Regions from separate parts of the Homo sapiens genome. Here region 2 is linked to region 1. Evidence: chromatin loops called from intact Hi-C (ENCODE). Cell type or tissue: dorsolateral prefrontal cortex. All regions are shown on one strand.

The links. Peaks named below come from ENCODE experiments on the same cell type or tissue, not always from the same donor. Only the 100,000 strongest peaks of a DNase experiment are listed, where the experiment ranks them.
Region 2: it touches region 1 in a loop (5-fold over the local background); 53 of 110 quality-filtered maps call a loop at or near these places.

Annotation. Positions count from the first base shown.
Region 1 is chr17:36,624,938-36,632,937 of GRCh38, reverse strand. It overlaps a transcript of MRM1 not described here. Among named protein-coding and RNA genes, the nearest start is that of MRM1, 27 kb to the right of the region's middle. RefSeq lists an enhancer at 5,634-6,134. In dorsolateral prefrontal cortex, CTCF peaks have their summits at 3,276, 3,491 (motif pointing left) and 6,874 (motif pointing left); DNase peaks (open chromatin) are centred at 3,487 and 6,877.
Region 2 is chr17:37,217,348-37,225,347 of GRCh38, reverse strand. It overlaps ACACA (acetyl-CoA carboxylase alpha), which reads left to right. Exons shown (of 56, transcript NM_198834.3): 27 at 243-356; 28 at 1,747-1,836; 29 at 3,506-3,624. Among named protein-coding and RNA genes, the nearest start is that of SNORA90, 23 kb to the left of the region's middle. In dorsolateral prefrontal cortex, a CTCF peak has its summit at 4,586 (motif pointing right); a DNase peak (open chromatin) is centred at 4,607; H3K27ac peaks cover 554 bases.

The DNA of each region.
Region 1 (8,000 bases):
TATTCACAGCCATTTTACGGCTGTGTGCCCAGCTTTCTCACTGAAGGCCTTTGCCCATGCCATTCCTCCCACCGCATCCCCTTCCCTTCTCCACCTGTAAGTCTGAGCCCACTGAGAAACTCGGGTTAATGCTGCTCCTTCTTCACAAAGCCTTCTTGGAATCTCCCAGCCAGAAAAGCTCTTTTCGTCTCTGCTGTCCTGGAAAGGACATTTACTCTGGGATTTTCAGCTCACACCATATCTCCAACTGGATGGCATCCTCTCCATGATCCTTTCACCCAATCAATCAATCAATGAGCTGAGAAAGAATTGGGGTGGGGAGATGGCAGTGGGGGGGAGCACAAAATTGCCCAAATCCTCGTTAACTGAGACTTGGACAGGCTTGGACTCACAGTTGGAGGCACCTGACACAGATTATCCCATGAAGGTTGCATGCCCACCCCACAGGCTAGGTCCTCTTACCATCCCATCTTGCCCCAGACACCCCCAGCTAGTGAGGATTTGAACCCAGCCTGGCCAAGTCCAACACCCACTCTCTTTCCACTCCACCACACTGCTTCCTACTGCCCCTTTCCTGGGGAAGAGAGGTTAGAAATGGGTATATGGCCGGGAGCTGGCTCTCCTGGCTCTTTGCTTCTTCATCCTCAGGCCCAAGCTGCACCCTGCCTGGCTCCACCCCTCAGTCAGCTGGTTGGGGAGATGGGGCTGGGGAGCCCTGGGCACTAACAAGTATTCATGCAGGTAAGCAGGTACCAGGAGCCAGGAGGGGCACATCAAAAACCTCTAGAACAGGCCAGGTGTGGAGCTGTAATCCCAGCACTTTGAGAGGCCAAGGCGGGCGGATCACCTGAGGTCAAGAGTTCGAGACCAGCCTGGCCAACATAGCAAAACTCCGTCTCTACTAAAAACACAAAAATTACCCAGGTGTGGTTATTTTTCCCTGGGTTGTTCTGTAGCTTGGCAGCAGGAATTAAGACTAACAGGAAAGGGGTCAGTTGTGGAGAGGTGCATGGAGAAGAGGATGTTGGAAGAGGGGAGCAAGGACCCCCAACCTCTGCAGACAACCTTGCCCAGCCCAGAGTTGAGGTAGGGGGAAGGGTTGATCCCATCTCCATCTCTGAGAAAGATTTATTTCTTCACTTCCCTAAGGTCTTTGGAGAAATGCTGCAACTCTCAGCCTGGCCCTCATCTCCACACCTCTGCCAGCACCTCAGTTCCAGCCCCAGGGCTCCAGGGACAGACTCCTAACATGAACTGCCAGGATACCATATATCCATCCATCTGACAGCTTACCTGAGCTCAGACGGCCTGCAAACTGGCAGGACAGGAGGGATGCCCCGCGTTTGGTGTGCTGAGTGCCTTTGTGTGTGTGATCTCATTCAAGGTTCCCAACTCTGAAAGCAGACATGATTAGCCCCTTTCACAAAAGGAAGCAGAGGTCTTAGTGACTTGCCCAAGGTCACATGCCTAAACAGGGACACAAACCCGCAGGAAAGATGGAGCACAAATGCTGGGGTCTCTGATAGTGGTGCACACATGCACACATGTGCACAAATACATGCACACATGTGTACCCCAAATCATTTAAATGGACCATTCCCCTCTGTGTGTGATGTAGTTTACAGATCCCCTGTGCTCCCATGCATTATCTCAGTTGGTTTAACAACAGGGTCCCGTGGTAACAGGCAGGGCAGATGTCATGAACCCATTTCTCAGATAAGGAACCCAAGGTTCAAAGAGGGTGAGCAATCTGCTCAAGGTCACAGTCTCCAGAGCTTTGATCACAATAATACTGACAAACTCCACCTCCGTTCACGTTTGTTAAATGCAGGAGCTGGGTGCTAAGCACCTTCCATGCATCTAACATTCATGGTCATCCCGTGGGGGAGACATTGTTATTATTCCCATCTTACAGATGATGAAACTGGGACTTAGAGGTGTTAGATGATATGGGGCAGCCACATAGAGTTAAGCCCCAGCCAGCCTGATTTTTACTCCAGGAAACTCGCCCAGGACGGGAAGCTTATTCACCTGGGCCCCCGAGTCCCAGCACCTAGACCAGTGCCTAGCCCACATGAGGTTCTCACTGAGCGTTTGTGGAACATTTGTTAACCAAATAAATCTGCCCCCAATGCCCTTACCCTCAACTTCCTCCTCCCAGACCTTTCCCTGCCCATCTCCTAACTCCTCGAATGTCTCTAGCGAACCATTCGAGACCTCTCCCCCAGGAGTCGAGGGTTACAGACCCCCTCAGTCCCTGCAATGGGACCGGGAAGTCAATTCACCACCTCACTCTCCTATCCCTATTAGCATTCAGGGATTTGTAGTTTGTCCTTAAGGTTCTCCCTTGCCTCAGTTTCCGCCCCTGGCACCAGATGTGAGGGAAGTAGGCAAGCAGACTGCTGGAGAAGAGGTCCCCTGAAAAGCCCACCCCTCTGCTTTCTTGTCCCACAAGCAAGTGCTGGGGATTTCCTTTCTTTCTCTCTAGATCCCGCAGAGCCCCAGACAACGGACGAGACAAAGAGCGGGCAAGCGGAGCAGTCAGGCCCAGCTCCAAGGCATGCATTTCCAAACAGGGAAAATGTGGACATCTGAGGACGGGGTCTCTCAAGGATACTCCCCCAAGTACAAGGTTTGGAGGCCCCTTTTGGAACACTGCCAATTCCAGCTGCCTCCACCCCCAGGCACCAATCACTCAACAGCACTGAGTGTTTACTGGGCCTGCAGGCAGGGAAATAATGCAAGATGCCACTTCCGCAAACTGGCAGGACAGGAGGGATGCCCTGCATTTGGTGTGCTGAGTGCCTTTGTGTGCATGATCTCATTCAAGGTTCCCAACTCTGAAAGCAGAAACGATTAGGAAGCAGAGGTCTTAGTGGCTTGCCCAAGGTCACATGCCTAAACAGGGACACAAACCTGAGGCCTTTAGGTCCTGTGCCTGGGTCTTGCTCTCCAAGCAAAGCTGATCCTTCAGTCACATCTGCCAAGGCTTCCTTTCCTACCAGCTGCAGGCATTGTAAACAAGCCCCCATGCCTCTTACCCAGCCCCCTTGTCCAAGGGCAAGGCAGATGGCCAAACCACTCCTGGGAGACCCCAGGTCTACAGCCCTAGGCTTTAGTGGTCAATGAGAGGACAACCTTCCCCAGGCCCTTAACTGGCTGAGGGGTGCCGGGCTGCCCCACCAGGGCCTGCTGATGTGCCCCCCCCCACCCCATCCCTCCCCTCCAGCTGCCCTCTGGTCCCTCTGCTCCTCCCACTGCCCCGCTTTCAGCCCCGACCCAAGAATGACCAGGAGTCACGGGTGGAGGAGCAGAGTTCCTGGTCCCCAGCCTGGCTTCTGACATCTCCGGCGCCCCTTGGCCTACCCTAGGTCGGGGTGTCAGGTCCAGTGAGACCAGCCTCCCCTCAAAGCCATCCAGCCCTGCCCTCTGGCCACTAGGCAGCCACATGCTCAGAGGATTGTCCAATGTCAGAGCGCCATCTAGTGTGAATGATGGGCACTGCACCCCTGCCTGCCGCCGCAGCTCACCCACTTGGCAGGACCTCTCATGGGGGTGGCCGGGTGCAGAAGGGGAGACGCCCTCAGACTCACAGAGGGCGCCAAATCTAGACTTCTGACATAGTGTCCAGATGACACTTTTCCTCCAGTCATGGGAGAGACCCTAGAATCCAGCGAGGGCAGTCCCCTTGCAGTGTGAGAATGTAGGATGACACTGCCTGCAGGGCCCTGTCACTATTTGAAAGGCTTAAAATGACCTTTCGAAGAGCCTAATCTCTTTGCACTATTTTGTGTGCACTGGTGAAAAGTAAACTTTCTAAATCGGCCATAATTTGGGTGACCTCTTTTTGGCAAATCTTAAACAAGAGCCTCAAAGAACAGGGGCTAAGGCATTGTCAGACCCAGAAGAGGCCCCACCGTGTGCATGAAGCCTGCACTCCATGCCTTGCTCAATCTGTTTCATGGGTCTCTCTCTCTCTCTTTCTCTCTCTCACTCACTCTCCTCTCTCTCTCTCTCCATCCTTGATCAGCCTGATGGAGTCAAAAGACCACTAAGTCCAGGCAGGGAGGTCAGGCTGATCTGGGTTTGAATCCTGGCTCTACATGAGCTGTGTAACCTTGAGAAATTCACTTGAAATTTCTAAGCCTTACTTTCCCCATCTGTAAAATGGGGTTGTGATGAGCATTGTGTGAAATAACAAGTTTGAAGCACTCAGCAAAGTGTCAGCTGCTTATCAGAGGCTCAGTAACTGCCAGTCTCATCCTCCTCATCTCTCTCAGGGCCTCCATCGCTGAGTCAGTGTCTCTCTGGGGGTCCGCTTCTGCAGCACCTGGCACAGGGTCTCCATCATTCTCTTGGTCTCGGAGCACTGGCCACACTGCACCTTGCATCTCACACTGCATCCTGCATGTCCATTTTCCATGGTTATATCCATCTACTCCCACCCACCTGATCCATGACTCGGAGCTTCCTAGGGTCTCTGTTTCTCTCTTCTTCCCCTCCGGAAGCCCAGCCCAGTTTTGAGCCCATGGCAAGTGTGTATCTGCCTGCAGCTGAACTGAATGTTCCCAGGCACAGTTAGAGAAGCCTGTTCTGCAATCCAGGAGCTGAACCAACACATGTTTCTAGCCCTGCCAAAACATACATTTTGGCCAGGTGCAGTGGCTCGTGCCTATAATCCTAGCACTTTGAGAGGCCAAGGCCAGAGGATTGCTTGAGGCCAGGAGTTTGAGACCAGCCTGAGCAACATAGGGGGACCCAGACTCAAAATATATACATACACATTTTCTCTCTCAGTAAAATGGTATTGAAGCTCCTGACTTGCACAATTGTTAAAGGGATTAGAGAGAGGGCATTTGCAAAGGCATTCATAAAGAGTATAAAACACAGTAGGCCCTCAAAAAATAGAACTTATTACTATAACAGCTAGGGAGGCCCTGTTGATGTTCAAAAATATGTCCAGGCTGGGCGCAGTGGCTCACACCTGTAATCCCAACACTTTGAGAGGCTGAGGTGGGCAGATCACTTGAGGTCAGGATTTCAAGACCAGCCTGGCCAACATGGCGATACCCTATCTCTACTAAAAATACAAAAAAATCAGCTGGGCGTGGTGGCGTGTGCCTGTAATCCCAGCTACTCGGGAGGCTGAGGCAGGAGAATTGCTTGAATCCAGGAGGCGCAGGTTGTGTGAGCCAAGATTGCACCACTGCACTCCAGCTTCAGTGACCAAGCTGGTCTCAAAAAAAAAAAAAAAAAAAAAAAACAGTGTCCAAAGAAGACAGGATGAGTAGTATAATCTCAATTGTACAACTTCAAAAGAGACACCAGGGCAAGGAGGCAGAAGGCAAGAAGGGAATGGTGGGACACGATTAATATTGGCCAAGATTATAACCCAGTCAGGGTCTCGTCAACAATTTAAGAGTAAGGCATCCCACAGGCCAGGGGTAACCAGGTGGAGAGAATCCTCTTTCCACCGGATAGGGATGGGAAACAGGCAAAGCGGGATGGGGAATGAGAGGCGAACAGCCTCTTTATTAACACAATTATTTTATTTGCCGAAAGGTAATCATCCTAAGTGAGGTCAACGGCGGCTGGCACAGGACTGGCCCTGCAGGCGGCTGGGCCACGTTGCCATGGTGACGGAGCCCGCTCACTTCCAGCAGCTGCAAGGGCTGGAGAATCCTGAGGAAGGAGACCCCAGGTCTCTTTTCTTTCCCCCAAAAGGGGCTGAAGGAGACCTGCAGGTGTTTGCATTCCCCGTCCCAGCCCCCAAGAGACAGACTAAGAGCCCCTGGGGAAATGTCCCAGCCCAGGTTCGCAGGGGGTCCATCCTGGAGCACAGGGGTCTCTGCGGGCATCATCTCATTCTGTCCTACAATAACCCTGTGAGGAAGAGGCTACGCATCACCTGACCATTTCACAGAAAGCTGTGGCTCAGACTGTCCGCAGATGCGCAGCATGTGGGGATTTGGGGGCTGGGGTCTGAGGCCTGGGGCACCATTTACATTTGCCTCAGAGTCAGGGCTGTGACAATGACAGAATTAAACCTACATCTTGAATAATCAGAAAAACTGATGTGGAGAAAAACACACTCACCCGGCAGTCAGAAAGGCCTGGGTTCGAGTGTCAACCCTTCCCCTTACAGGCCACGTCACCCTCAGCAAATTTGCTCTAAGCCTTAGTCTGTCCAGAGCATTCTGCACCTGTGACTTTCCAGTCTCTGAAAGACAGAGCCATGATCAAGGTGTGCTTCCCCATCTGTAAAATGAGCCAACTCAGTTGGGTGCAGTAGCTCACACCTCTAATCCCAGCACTTTGGGAGGCTGAGGCAGGCGGATCACTTGAGGTCAGGAGTTCGAGATCAGCCTGTCAACATGGTGAAACCCATCTCTACTGAAAATACAAAAATTAGCCAGGTGTGGTAGTGGGCGCCTGTAATCACAGCTAGTCAGGAGGCTGAGGCAAGAGAATCACCTGAACACGGGAGGTGGAGTTTGCAGTGAGCCGAGATCACGCCACTGCACTCCAGCCTGGCAACAGAGGTAGACTCCATCTCAAAACAAACAAAAAAAGCCACTCAACCCTGCCCTGGGGACCCAGAACGTCAACAGTGACTGGGAAACTCACGCACTACACAAACAAGAGCAGCTGGCTCTGTCATTTCACCCAAATCTTCAGGGATGGCAGCTCTGCAGAAAAGGGACACAACATGCACTGTCCCCAAGTCCTCCAGCCCTGAAGTCCAGCGGTGAGGATGCCAGGCTGGAAGTCCAGGGGACAGCATAGCAGAGGCAGGATGGGTCCGGGGGCGGGGAGGGGAAACGCAGCCAATCCTGGGGCCATTTTGCTTGTGCCCGCAGTGTCTGTCGCCCTCTGGTGGACGCACCTGACACAGACGCAAGGAACAGCTGTGCAACCAGAGGGAATTCAGGTTGGGGGGTCGGCGGGGGGGCATGGCTGGAGGAACTAGGAGCATCAGGGGAGGCTTTAGGGGGTGATGAGATTTGAGCTGGGCCTCCCAGAAAGTGGCTGTGGGGAGGGAGTGGGAGGGAAAGCATGTCAGAAAATGGAAATTGATCCAATAAAAGCCTACAGATTGTCAGGTGTTGTGGGAGTTTGGGGAACAGGGCATCATTTGGGTGGGTACAGCAAAGGGACTTCAAGAAGCCCAAAAGGGGCCGGGTGCAGTGGCTCACACCTGTAATCCCAGCACTTTGGGAGGCCAAGGCAGGCAGATCATTTGAGGTCAGGAGTTCAAGACCAGCCTGACCCACATGGCGAAACCCCAACTCTACTAAAAATACAAAAATTAGCCAGGCGTGGTCGTGGGCACTTGTAATCCCAGCTACTCGGGAGGCTGAGGCAGGAGAATCATTTGAACCCAGGAGGCGGAGTTTGCAGTGAGCCGAGATCTTGTCACTGCACTCTAGCCTGGACAGAGTAAGACTCTTTCTCAAAAAAAAAAAAAAAAAAAAGGAGGAGGAGGAGAAGAAGAAGAAAAGGAGAAGGAGGAGGAGGAGGAGAAGAGGAAGAGGAAGAAAGAAGACGAAGAGCGAAGAGGAAGAAGAAAAAGAAGAGGAAGAGGAAGAAGAAGAAGGCGAAGGAGAAGGAGAAGGAGAAGAAAGAAGAAGAAACAACCAGACTGGGGCCAACTGTGGACAGTGTTGACCATTATGCTCTGTACTTTATCGTGGAGGCAATAGGGAGTTATTGAAGGTTTCTGAGCAGGGGTAGGCCATGATAGGATTTACATTTTAGGCATATCAGGTGGAGAGAGAGCAGAGGTGAGGAGCCTACTGGAACTCACTCCTCCAGCACATTGTTACTCACTAACAAGAGCAGCACTTCTGACCTCGCTGGAGACTTTACAAAGCCTTTTTCTTACCTTTACACACCAGACTTCAAGCTAGGTGGGTTCCCTGACTCAAGCAGCTTTGGGGTGAGGTGAAGCTCTGGGCTCTGGTTCCCACCCCAGCTTCCTTCACGTCAGCATCCTAGCA
Region 2 (8,000 bases), 590 kb before region 1:
CCCTACCCACCATGGGAAATTGGCCACAATGCAAATCATGGTGAGAGTCAACTGAGATTCAGTATTTGGTGGCACTGGCTTTATGTTACAGGACCTAGAAGTTGTTTTACTTGGTCTCTGTTTTATCTGTGATGCCTGCACTTACAGATTTATATTTATTGCTTTTGTATCAGAGCTGCCTAATAGGAGTCTAGAATAATCACTCCGAGGAATGTGTGCCTCCTATTTTGTTCTCACTCTAGGTTCTTATTGCCTCCCATTTGCCATCATATGAGCTTCGCCATAACCAAGTAGAGTCTATCTTCCTATCAGCTATTGACATGTATGGACATCAATTTTGCATTGAGAACCTGCAGGTATATATATATATATATATATATAACCCTTTCCTGCCTATCTGGACTCTTACCTCCTTTATTCTCAAGCATAGTTTAAGTAATTAGTCACTTAATTAATTAATTTTGATTTTCCATATAATGGAGTTTCATATCTTGACTTTCTAAAATGATTTATACTTATGAATATTTTTTTCATACAAATGCTGTTAGAATTGTGGTTTAGCTTAAAAATCAAATAGGCCTGCCTTGATAGAAGTGTCCTATTGAAGTCTTTATCTTTGTACTTTACCTAGAAAGTATTCTAGGCCAGAATTAAATGACAAGGCTGGTTGATTTCTGATATATATATATATATACACACACACATTTCTCTGATGATTTATGATATTTGAATCAGATGTATACATAGGTAGTTGTTACTCTTCTGGAGACAAAGCTATTTAAGTATCATTTAATTTTAATTTTATGTTAATGCTTATTATTAAGCTTTATAAGAAGCCCGTTTTTAAGAGATTATTGTCTAATTTTACTACTAATCAGAAGGACCACCGCAATTATTTTTTAAATGTTATCTTCTCAGGAATGACTTTATATTTTTCTACCTGGAAACAAGGATACCATTGTTATATCTGGCCCAGGGGAATCTTTAGACTTTCTGTAACATTTCTTCCTGGGGAATCTAGAGGGGAAAAAAGGATGTTTTTTCTTATTTGGTTAATAGCTGAAATCTAGGGTTTCAACTGGAGTTCAAATCTAGGGTTTACCATAGTGGAGTATTGAGACAATATTTATTTTATTTAATTTTTCTGAGACAGAGTCTCACTCTGTTGCCCAGGCTGGAGTGCAGTGGCATAATCTCGGCTCACTGCAACCTCCACCTCCTGAGTTCAAGCGATTCTTGTGCCTTGGCCTCCAGAGTAGCTGGGATTACAGGCACTCACTACCACGCCTGGCTAATTTTTGTATTTTTAACAGAGACAGGGTTTCGCCATGTTGGCCAGGCTGGTCTCGAACTCCTGACCTCAAGTGATCTGCCCGCCTTGGCCTCCTAAAGTGCTGGGATTATAGGTGTGAGCCACCATGCCTGGTGAAGACAATATTTAGAGAGTTCAGATAAATGTCAGAAAAGAATAACAGTCATAAACACTTATATTAGCATACAAATAATGCATTGTTAATTCAGTATTCCAAGAATTTTACATGTATTTACTCATATAATACAACAGCCCTATGAGGATAGGTATTTTATTTTCTCCATTTTGTAGCTCAGGAAGCTGAGGCACAGAGAGATTATGGCATTCAGAGACAAAATTCTTAGGTTTCACTAAATGCTTCAAATGCCAAATAGTGTCCATTGAAATTGTTCTCCTTTTGATGTAAGGCTTAAGCCTGTCTTTGTATCTTCTAGAAACTCATCCTATCAGAAACATCTATTTTTGATGTCCTACCAAACTTCTTCTATCACAGCAACCAAGTAGTGAGGATGGCAGCTCTGGAGGTAAGTATTTATGGTAATGGGACATGACCTTTTCCTTTGTTTCTAGCTGGTTTCTTCTGTCTATTTGGCTGCCATGTCAGTTCTAGTTCTCTGGCCTTAAGGTTGGTTCTTAAGGGTAGTTAGTCTCTTTTCCTCTGAAACAGTATGTGCTTACTCAGATACTTTACTCAAGTGTTTCATCTGAACTCATCACCAGCTTCTAGGTTCCAATCACAGGAAAATAGCTGCCAGCATTTTTCAGTAGTTTCTATTTTCCAGGTATTTGAATTCTCCCATTTCATAATGAATTAGGATTCCTTGTAACACAAAAAGCGAAAATATATGGCTGATCAGAGCATGTGTCATCTTACCATTGTGTGATTTGGGCCAAATTAAAATTGATTTTAGTTATGTTTGGATTGTCAAGCAGCTCTTATGAAATACTTCCTCAAAGGAAAGAAAGTAATAGCATTTAATGAACTGTGTTTTAGGTATTTTATCTTTCTCATTTAATCCTACAGTTACTTTAGGAAGTAAGAAGAAAGTGAGACTCTGAGAGGTTAAGTGATTTGTCCAAAATCACATAGATAATAAGTGGAAGAGTTTGCATTTGAACTCAGGCTAATCTGACTCCAAAGACTTCTGTTTCCGCTACAGCACACTACCTCATTAAGCACAAAAATTGCAGGCCCTGAATACCACTGTAAAGTTGCCAAATAGTTGTTTTTTGAAGATGGGGAAAAAGAGTGTTTTAGATGATTTTATGTAATGTAACATCACGGTAGTCTGTTGCCAGCTCTTTTGTGTTACTTTTTATTTGTACTCTGTGGTAGAGTGTAAATTATCCTACTCAGTAAATGCCAAAAGTTTTAAAACATTTAAGTGTTTTGTAGTGTTTTTATGTCATTTAATGAGAAGCTTCCTTATATACTTCCCGTGCCATAGAATCTCAGGTAGCATTTTATGTGCATGGCAAATTTGCTGTGAAATGTGTGAGGTTGGACTGACAGTTTTTGCAGAGATGTAGCCTATTGCTGTTTCTTTTTTTAATTTATATTTATTTTTATTTTATTTCATTGCTGTTCCTTTAACTCTTGAGTCAAGTTCAAGTATTTGAGATATTATATGTCAAATTATGTCTTACTGCTTATGCCTTACTGCTTTTGATCAGAGTTTGCTGAAAACTGATTTTGAGCGGGTGGGGAAGTCGGGGAGGACGCAAGACAAAGACATGAGATAGTAAAAGAGTTGAACTGTACTGTGATTGCTTGTGTCTTCTATTTTCACTCTGTAAGTGGCTCAAAATCAGCACCTCTCATTTTTCTCACTGCTTAATCTTCTGTTGAAATGATCATGCTTAATAGATTAATAGTTGTAGTTCTATATGCTGTCTTTTGCTAAAGATTAAACCTTCTCCAGGGTTTAGGTTAGTGTGGAAGAAGGTTTACAGTGCACATAGGTGTCCAGCAGAGGCAGCCTAGTTTTGTTTTCATTAGTAGTCATGGTTATAGTATTAAGACTCCAGCTTTATTAATTAAAGCAATATATGTACGTATACATAGGGCCTTGGGACTTCTCTCCCCACAGAGCACCTTCTGCCTCAGATACCTCGTTTCAAGACTCTTTTTCTGGGCTATTTTCTTAATTTCTGTTTTTGAAATTTATTTACTGAGGGTTTCTTTTGAACCAGGTGTATGTTCGAAGGGCTTATATTGCCTATGAACTTAACAGCGTACAACACCGCCAGCTTAAGGACAACACCTGTGTGGTGGAATTCCAGTTCATGCTGCCCACATCTCATCCAAACAGGTGAGTTTGAGGTGGTATGTGCACCCGAGCCAGCCAGAGGTATACCATGAGAATCAAGGGGAGTAATGTGTATGACAATTCCATGTTTTTTTAGTTAGAAATGTAGGGCAAAAAATGAACAATATGAACCAAAAGAGAAGAGCCTTTTGGTGCCCACTTCTTTGATCTAAAGAGAAAAATTATGGTCTAAGTAAGATGAAAGTTTAGGATTACTCCATTCATTCTTGCTTGTATTATGTCACTGAGGAAATAGTTTCTTTTTTAAAAAATTAGAAAGAATTTACTAGCATTTTACTTGCTAGAACTTTGCCAGAAAAATCACTCTTTTTAACAATTTAAATCAGCAATTAGACCAAAAAAATACTTTGGGTGGAATGCTTTTCTTTTCTATATGTTTGCTATGGGTTGAGGTTATATCTGAGCCAGTTTCATTATCTCCCTAAAACAGACCACCTGAATTTAGCAGTTGAAATTCAATCAGTTTTTAAAAATTACATTGCAGAACCAAACTTCTTAATCTCAAATAAATTACTGAATTAAGCCATGATAATTACATTATTTGTCCCTTCCTGTCTTTTAAAAAATAAAATGTACATATGGACGTTTTTGTTTCAGAATTGCTTTTGTTTTAAAATGAAAATACTTTATCTTATAGACTATCTTTTAAAAAGTATTCTAAGGCAATGAAAATCTAGGAATTCCACCCACACATAGGTTCATCCCCTCCTGTACTTTCATTCTTTTTAGTAATACCACAGGAAATATAAATACCACAGCCAATCTTAACCTGCCCCTCTCCATTTCTTCTTTATGGCCTTTGGTTCTTCACTTGGTATTACAAAGTACTGTGTCTTTTGGGAACCTTAGTTATAGACACCAGAAATGGTTTTGTTCTAAATTGCCACTTCACCCAAAGCAATAGAAACCCTTTCTGGAGACAAAGAAGTCTGTGCTGAGACTTTTGGCCACTGGATGCCACTGTTGATCCAGCAGAGGTCGGCAGATGAGCAGAGGCATCTTCAGAAAAAGTACCTCTCTTCTTTGTCTCAGAATATCCTTTCACTTCTCTACCTCAAAAATACCTTATGGCTGGCAGAGAAAAGCATATATCCTTGATTTAGCAAGCATCTCTCGGTACATTTTTGCCTCCATGGATTTCAGAATCTCATTTTCTAGAAACGAATGGTTGTCCTTCAGTGAGCGGCGAAGTACTCATGGCACACATAGGCACAGCACTCAGTCTTCTTTCTTTTCCTGCATTCCTTGAATAATTGTAGAGAACTACACGCTATACTTAATGCTCTTTGTAATTCTCAGGGCAGTTCTCCTTTTCTTCCTGCTTTTTCCTGCTTCCCTTTGGGCAGTGATTTGTAGTCAGGCTGCAGGGCTGCTTCTGATTTCCTTCCCTCCTCATCACTCTCCTTGTCTCTCTTAATTGTTCTCCCTGTCCTACTTTTTTTTATTTGAGGATATGTCCAGTTTGGTGAGGGAATGTTGGCTGAAAAATGAGAGAAATTCTTCTTGACTGCTTTGTTAAGAAATCTTATTCACCTTTCTATGTCAAGAGTATGAATCTTGGTTAGTTCAATGTGGTTACAAAACTTATATGCCAGTCCCTCCCAACATCTGGACATGCCTGTAGATAAAGATCAGACTTGAACATAACAGTAATCCTGTAATCTCCCTGAAGTCTCCCTTGGTTGTCAGTGTAATTCTAAACCTGCTGGATTATTATTGTTATTGTCATCATTATTATTGGTATAACTGTGAAGGTGAAGATAATTGCAAAATAAAAAGGAAAAATAAAATCATCTTTGTGAAAACCAGAAAAATGTTAAAATTTCTTTAATTTTTTTTTTGATCTAAAGTTCTGTTTAGGATCAAATGATCAGGTTTGATCATAAAATGATGTATTCAGTTTCAGAGTATAGCTTGTTCAGTTATTGCAGATTTACTACTTGAATTTAGTTTTATAAGATTATATACATAATATATTATAATATATGAAAAATGTGTTTTTTATATATATAATATATATGAAAAATATGTTTTTTATATATATAAAATATATTTTTCCCCCAAATGTTTTTGTTAAAATTTGGATTTATAACCTTATTATGACACCAGCTGGTGTACTGCAATTGAATTCTGACACTAGCCATCTGAAGTTAGATCAGATGCCACAGGCTAAGGGCTCAGTCCACCACCAAATTGTCCCTACTTCAGATGGGGCCATAAGTGGGGTCCCCTGGCCACTTGCACTTCTGACCAACTGGCTACAAATTTGAGGGTCCCCTCAATTTTCTCAGTTTGATAATTCCCTCAGAACAACTCACAGAGTTCAAGCACTACAGTTTTATTGTCAGGATCAGCCAAAAGCACGAGACGCTTAGGGTGAAGTGTGGGATGGTCTCAAACACAGAGCTTCCCAGTTTGTTCCCTGTGGAATCAGAGTTTATCAACCCTCTCAGCACATCCATGTGTTCACCAACCAAGAAGCTCCATTGACCTTCAGTGTCCAGAGTATTTTAAAATCAGGGCTTCATTACGTAGGCATGCTTGATTAAATCATAGCCTACGTGATTAAACTCAATCTCCCCTCCCAGAGGTCTGGCTGGCTGAAAGCCCTCAACCTTCTAATCACACAGTTGGTCTTTCTAGTGACCAGCTCCCCTCCTGAGTCATCTCATCTCTTAGCATAAACTCAGGTGTGATCCAAGGGACTTAAAATAACAATGACACTCCTATTACTTGGGAAATTATAAGGATTTAGTCTCTCTTCCAGGAACCAGAGACAATGGCCAAAGTCTTTATTATACAATAGGCCTGCTCATCTTAAACAGAAATCTAAGCTCTTTTAGATTTAGCTAGTTTTGAGCCAAGTACTTTTCTTCTTTTTCTAACTCCAGTACTTTTTTTGTATGTTATTGTTTTGATCAAGCAGGCGAAAAGCATATTGTTTCTCATTCTACAGAAAGAAGTTACAGAGGGCTACCAATATTTGTTCCACTCTGTCCTGTAAGGCTCAGTTATGTCCACTAACCTCTAGATTAATGATTCTCAAAATTATCTGAGGGGTAATTTGAAAATACACATATTGGAGTCCTGACTTTCAAGACCCGATTCATTTTGGATTAGAGTCCAGGTGACCACTTTGAAAAGCTCCTCTGAACTCTGATGAACAGCTATAATTGACAGTTACTACTTCTAAACCAGTACTGTCAAATAGAAATATAATACAAGCTACATGCTATTTAAAATTTTCTATTGGCCACATTTAAAAGTAAAAAGAAACAGATAAAATTAATTCAAATAACATCTTATTTAACCCATTATATCCAAAATACCATTTCAATATGTAATAACAATTGTTAATATTTTTTCTTTTATTCATACTGTATCTTTGAAATTTAGCACGTATTCTATACTTACAGCATATCTCAATATAAACTAGCCGTATTTCAAGTACTACCCTAGCTGCATGTGGCTAATGGCTGCTATATTAGACAGTTCAACTTAGACCAAAAATTAATTAGGACAGTCACACTGAGCCCTCTTTTTTTTTTTTTTTTTTTTGTTACTGGTAGTGCCCGTGGAGAGAGGAAAAATTATTATTCTTATGTTGCTTATTCTTAGTAGTTACAGGAATTATTCACAGTTGATATTATAGATGTTACACTACAATATTTTATGCATGCTTTAAAAATCAGTGAGAATAAAGAAAAGGTATATGAATCATACATATTTTACTTATCAATATAAAACAGAATTTTATATTTTTCCCAATTGAGGTTAACAAACCAATTTTTTTTTCCCCTCCCATAGAGATGGGGTCTTGTCATGTTCCCAGGCTGGTCTCAAATAATTCTCCTGCTTCAGCCTCTCAAGTAGCTGGGACTACAGGCATGTGCCACCATACCTAGTACAGACCAAAAATTATTGGGGGAGAAAACAGGTTGTTTTTTTTTTTTTTTTTTTTTTTTTTTTTTGAGATGGAGTCTCACTCTGTCGCCCAGGCTGGAGTGCAGTGGCGCGATCTGGGCTCACTGCAAGCTCTGCCTCCTGGGTTCAAGCGATTATCCTGCCTCAGCCTCCCGAGTAGCTGGGACTACAGGTGCCTGCCATGATGCCCGGCTAATTTTTTGTATTTTTAATAGAGACGGGGTTTCACCGTGTTAGCCAGGATGGTCTCGATCTCATTACCTTGTGATCCATCCACCTCGGCCTCCCAAAGTGCTGGGATTACAGGCATGAGCCACAGTATTTTGTTTAACCAATTTTTTGTGTTTTCTTTCCTTGCACTTGGTCTTCACATTCCTAGCTAGGTGTTTTTGAAGTAGACAAAATTTGTCCAGCACATCGTTAGAAGTGTCTTA